Regions from separate parts of the Homo sapiens genome. Here region 1 is linked to region 2. Evidence: chromatin contacts called from ENCODE Hi-C data. All regions are on one chromosome and are shown on one strand. The core of a region is the stretch at or near the end of the contact, and the rest is flanking DNA. Distances in the headings are between cores, read along the strand shown. Region 1 holds the start of NCOR2 (nuclear receptor corepressor 2). Region 2 holds the start of SBNO1-AS1 (SBNO1 antisense RNA 1).

Region 1 (2,700 bases), core at 133-2,632, 1.2 Mb after region 2:
GAGGAAGGGAGGAGGCTGAGCCGACAGAACAGATCCGCCCCCGCTGCCTGCACCAGACCCTCGGAGAGCCGGAGCGCGCGACAGGCGGCGGGAGGACACTCGCTTCCAAAAAAATAAACCTACAATGTAAAAATAACGCCGGGCGCCCCACGCTAATTGGGCCCGGGCGACAGCAGCTCCCAGGTACAGCCTGTCTCTCCCTCCCGCCCGCCGTGCCCTCCCGCCCTCGGCTTGCTCCTCCTGCAAGTGTCTGGGGCGGGGAGGGCGTACCCCACGGGTGCCCTCACTCCCCGCAGGCCTCTGAGGAAGCTGCCCTCTAGACAAGGGTCTGGGTCTTCCCAGTCGTGCCCAAGTGGGATCAGCTCTGAATTCCAACTTCGCAAAGTAGTGGCATCCCAAGTATCCGCACAGCCCGGGGGAGGGACTAGGAGGCGGCCCAATGAGGCGTCACCAGCCACGGGAGGCAGGCCCAGACACCAGGAACACCGGCCCGCGGGGGAGGGGGACCAGGGGCGACTCTCCCGAGGGACCCCGCCCAGCGCCCCGTGGCCCCACGCCTAGGAGGGACAAGGCTGGCTCTCCCCCTCGGCTGGTGAGAGACCCTCATGCGCCCCTCCACAACAGCCAGGCCAGGGAGCTAGGGGTACCATCTCCAAGGGCTTTCAAACCCGCGCTGCCCGATGGAAAATAAGGCGCAGTGTCGCCCCGCCAGGTCCGGGGCTACACCGGGTACAAGGGACGCCTGGCGGCCAAGTCCCCAGAGCCGGCGCACACTGTGGGGGGCCGCTCTGTGCATTTCCAGCGCGCCCCCCGCCCACCCCAACGCCACTTCCCTCCTTCCCGCCCCCTCGCTAGGGAGCTGGAGTTCCCCTAAGTTCCCCGGCGCCCCCGAGCACGCGGGCCGCAGTGTCGGCGGGGCGCCTTGCTCCCCAGCAGGCCACCCCCCGAGAGCGCCAACTCGGGAGTGCAGGGGCCCCGCCAACTCCGCCGCGTGCGCCGCCCGATCCTCCCCGGATCCCCCGGAAGCGCGCTCCGCGCCTCCCCCCGCCCTTCGCGGGGACCCTCGGCCCCAACTCACCTCGCGGAGGTGGCAGCGGTGGCGCCCGGGCTTGGGGCGCGCTCGGGCCGCCGGGGCGCTCAGGCAAGTGGCGGTGCCGATCGGGCTGGGGGCGCGCAGCAGGCCCGGCCTCGGGTCGGGACGCGATCCTCCCGCCGCCGCCTCCTAGGGCGCCGGCCCTGGGTCCCCGGCCCGCAAGTTGGCGCGCATCGCGGAGCGCAGGGCGCGGGCGCAGGGCTCGGGCGGGGCGCCGGCGGACGCGGGGCTCCGGTGCGGCCCGGCCTGCCCGCGGCTCCGCGCTCCCCGGCGGCCGCGGCGGCGGTGGCGGCGGCGGCGGCGGCGGCGGCGGCGGGAGGGGGAGGAGGGGGCGGGGCGCGAGCCCGGGAGGCGGTGGCTCGGCCTCCCTGCTCCCGGCTCCCCGCCCGCAGCGACGCGCCCCGGCCCGGCCCCCTCTGGCTCCTTAAAGGGCCCGCGCCTTCTCTCCAGGCCCTGCGCGTCCCCACTCGCGCGCGCACGCCGCCACACACACAGACACGCACGCACACACTTGGGCGCGACGCCGAGTTTCTTTTTGGCAGCTCCCCGAGGAGGAAGGAGGGGGGAAGCGCCTCCCAGCCTTCCCCTCCCTCTTCTCCTGCGGGCCCGGGGGCCCTCCTCCTCCTCTCCAGCCCCAGTACCTCACTGGAATCGCGTTTCAGCTATTAAATTATAACTCTGGAGTGGCCGCTGGATGGGGAGGGGGCGCGCAGGGAGGGCCCTACACAGGGCCTTTTAGGAGCACGCCCAGTGGGGCACTTGGGGACGGGAGCAGACAGTAGCGCAGAGCCCTCTCCAGGCAGGAACACGCTGGGCCTCCCCAGACCCGAGACCCAGCCCGGGCGAACACACTGCAGACTCACCACCCACCACGGACCGGAGATGTCAGATCTCACACAGACAAATACTGGGACACCCACGCGAGTTCACAGCACCCCGGAGGACACAGACGCTAGAATGCCAGTTTCCTGAGGGCAGAGATTTCTATTTTGTTCACTGCCCTATCGCAGTAGGGACTCACGAATGTGTTGAGTGAAGTCCCACTTGGGGACATTCAGGGACACAAATGCGGAGACAATGCAACGAGCCTGTGTCCCCCCCGCCCCCCCCACACACACACACAGACACACACATCCCAAAGCGTGACCCTGGGAGCCACACACGCCCGGCCTGCACAAGCACGCAGTCACAGACGGCACACATGTGCTCGCTCCCCCACGCACAGGCAGACACTCTCCGCTCCAGCAGGAACCTGGCCCCCCTGGCCGCCCTGACAACCCAGTGTCCTCATTTACCCCCTCCTCCCACCCCCTCCAGGTTTGCCCTCTCCAACCAGGGCAGATCTCTTTGAACAGCAGAGGGCACTGGGAGCCCTGGGCCTGGAGCCTCCCTCCCTCCCTCCTCTTCTGCTTTCTCCTAAGATGTTGGAGAGTTTGAATTTTTTTTTTTTTTTTCAGTTCAACTTTCCTTTTTTGGAGTGACGTCTCAGCAGATTCAGTTCTGCCATCTGGCAACATCTGAGAACCCCCAGGGAGAGCGGGGAATGGCTGCGGTGGGGAGGCAGCCGCGTGGTTTCCAGAGGCCGGCGGGCCTCCCGCCTCCGCCAG
Region 2 (2,700 bases), core at 103-2,602:
ACACGTGTTCAGTACAAACTTCCGGGTGCACTTACAATTGGCTGCGCAATTCAATGGATAAAAACGTTGCTTTATTTGTCTCTCATTTTCTGGCCCGTTCTTTTCCCACGTTTCTCAACCAGCGACTCCCCAAAACAAAAGCCTCCCACAGTAAACCGAGCACGCACATAAAAAGAGCTTCTCTGTGCGAGGATCAAGTTAGTGGTCCGCAAACATTAACCAAACAGAAGCACAAAGCAGGGGTGGGAAGGGGAGGAGCTGGATGCCAGGGTCAGGAAAGAAACAATCAGAAGGGTTTAGGAACATCCAAATCTCCTCAGCGGTTAAACCGACCCCAAACCACTTCTGGGAAACCACCGGTATCCACTGCTTTGGGGAACTCTGGATGCTCGTTATGCCAAACGCTCTCAAAGTAAGCAAATCCCCAACTGCCGTTCCCCTCCATGGGTAATTCTTAGGGTCTGGGAGGTGAGCTCGCCCGCCGAGGCAGAACTAAGCGAGTCGCCTGGAGAGGCGTGAAGGGAGCCTGCACGTGTCCCCCGCGGCTTCCCCACCGCCCCAAGAGCGGGGCATGTACGAGACCGCGCTGTGGGGTTCAGATTTAGGAAGGACGACCGCGTCGCCTGCCTCCCTCCCTCGCCCAGAGCCGGGAGCAATGCTGGGGCACGAAAGAGGACTTGGGAAGGATCCGGTCCTTACTTTCCCCGCGGGTCCCGGACCCGCAGCCCCCGGGTTGTGAGGCGGAAGCCAAAGGGGCGAACCCAGCGGAGCCGGCGTGCACAGACCCTGCCCCGCGGTCCAAGAGGGGTGCCTCCGGCCCGGGACAGCGGGGCTCCCGGAGCCCGAAAGCCCCACGAGCGGCGACAGCGGGGCCCGGCGCTGACGAACAGAGGAAGCGAGTACAACGGAGCCGCCGTCGGGAACATGCCCCCGAGGGCCCCGGAGCGCGCGGCCGCGAGGAGCGGCAAGCGGCGAGGGAGGCCCCAAGCCGGGGCGAGGTGGCTGTCCCCCCAGCCTGGCCCCGCACGGCCCCCCGAGGGTGGGAGTGGGAGGCTGTCCGGGAGGGGGAGTGTGGAAGGAGAAAAGGGCCAAGGGAAGGACTTACTTTCCCCGCGGGACCCGGCGCCAGCACAGCTCCTCCCGGGAGGTGTGAGTTTGAAGGACCAGAGGCGACTGGAGCGGAGGCGGCGGTGGCGGCGGCAGCAGCGGCGTCCTGCTCTGCCTACCTCCCCGCCGCCATCTTGACGCCCCTCCCCCAGCCCCCCCGCCCCGCCGGGAGGGGCGGGGGAGGGGCAACGGATGAGGCGCCGCGCGCACGCAGCGCCCTCACGTGACTTCCTCCCTCCTCCCCCACCCGCCTCTCTGCGCCCCTCTCCGCCCCGCCTCCCTCCTAGGTGAAGGAAGATGATTTCCCCCCCATCTTGACCACCCCCCAGTCTTCGCCGCCAAAAACGGACTCCGCCGGCTATCCTCGGCCCGGTACCAGTTGTTGGATCCAAGAGAATTCCGGAACCCAAACGGTCCATTACCGCGGCTCTGGGGTGGGCGAGGGGTGAGGGGGCCGGGTTTCCGCGAAGGGGGAGGGGGAAGGCGAAGGCCACCTAGGAGAGTCACGTGACTACTGTTTCCGCCGGCGCTCACGGAGAGCTCGCGGTAATTCCGTTTCCCCGCCCTTTTTTCCCCGCGGCCTGTCGGGAAGAAGGTCCGCGTGCCAGGGCTATCGGGAGGTCGGCCGGAGGGCCGCGCGCATGCGCCCCGCGCCTGCTTTCAAACTCCGGTTAGGAAGGGCCTGGAGCTATTTTCAGAACCTGTTAGGGTGGGGAGCTACGGCCCAGGAAGTTACCTAGCAGCGTTTCTGTCACTTGGAAGATCTCTTCATTACCTAGTTAGTCCTAGAAACAAAATGTTTACATATTCATTGCTTGTTAGGCTCGCTCAAAGCACTTTATTGGCAGTGAAACCGCAAGTAACCCGGAGCCCTCGGCGCGACCACGGCTAGAATCAGAGCCTAAGGCGTGTGAGCTCAGCCATCCCACGTCTGTCTTCACGCTCATACGCAAGCCCGACACACCGGGGCTCCCACTTAATGAATACTGAAGAGTAGGGCTGTCCCTACCGCTTCTCACTTCCTTGTTTTCATCTTTTCGTTATTATTAAGCGACCTAACACAATAAACATATTACCTTGTTGGTAACCCTTTTGTAAAGTCATTCTGAAAGTGCTGTTTGACTCCGTTGCTTGGGTAATAAGCACGCCTGGGTGATTCTTGCCCCCTACTGGCTGCGCATCCTACAAGCCTAGTGCTGAAAGCAAACCAAGTAGCTGGAACAGTTGGAGGTTACAGTGTGAACTCTTCCAGAGACAAAGTATTCGGGGAAAGAAAGGAAAAAGTAGGCACAGAAAGAATAGGAAACTTCAGTGTTTGTACACATAGATATGTATTATATATCTATGTATACATTTATAAATATTTTTAAAGTGCTAACTAATCGCTTTACTAATTACATTATTTCATTTAATCCTCTCACACACATAGAAAAAAAACCTATAAAGACAAAAATAAAAAATATTTTAGGCCGGGCGCAGTGGCTCACGCCTGTAATCCCAGCACTTCGGGAGGCCGAGGTGGGCGGACCACCTGAGGTCAGGAGTTCGAGACCAGCCTGGCCAACATGGTGAAACCCCATCTCTGCTAAAAAT

Evidence for each region. Hi-C counts contacts between places; a loop is a spot of excess contacts on that map. Pooled maps may share reads with other maps.
Region 1: a pooled map shows a loop between it and region 2 (14-fold over the local background). The contact joins the promoter of NCOR2 here to the promoter of SBNO1-AS1 in region 2. A Hi-C loop is called at or near these places in 2 of 37 single-sample maps with no recorded cell type and 5 of 50 pooled maps.

The regions. Positions count from the first base shown.
Region 1 is chr12:124,566,230-124,568,929 of GRCh38, forward strand. NCOR2 (nuclear receptor corepressor 2) reads right to left here and starts at 1,383. Exons shown (of 49, transcript NM_006312.6): 1 at 1,079-1,383. RefSeq lists silencers at 129-228, 429-648, 789-898, 919-1,278, 1,389-1,638 and enhancers at 1,759-1,808, 1,975-2,700.
Region 2 is chr12:123,363,596-123,366,295 of GRCh38, forward strand. It overlaps SBNO1-AS1 (SBNO1 antisense RNA 1), which reads left to right and starts at 1,353. Exons shown (of 2, transcript NR_157806.1): 1 at 1,353-1,520; 2 at 1,930-2,209. It overlaps SBNO1 (strawberry notch homolog 1), which reads right to left and starts at 1,252. Exons shown (of 32, transcript NM_001167856.3): 1 at 1,106-1,252. MIR8072 (microRNA 8072) reads right to left here and starts at 1,248; the gene lies at 1,169-1,248. RefSeq lists enhancers at 1-636, 293-342, 1,803-2,012 and silencers at 823-932, 973-1,052, 1,163-1,402, 1,533-1,632.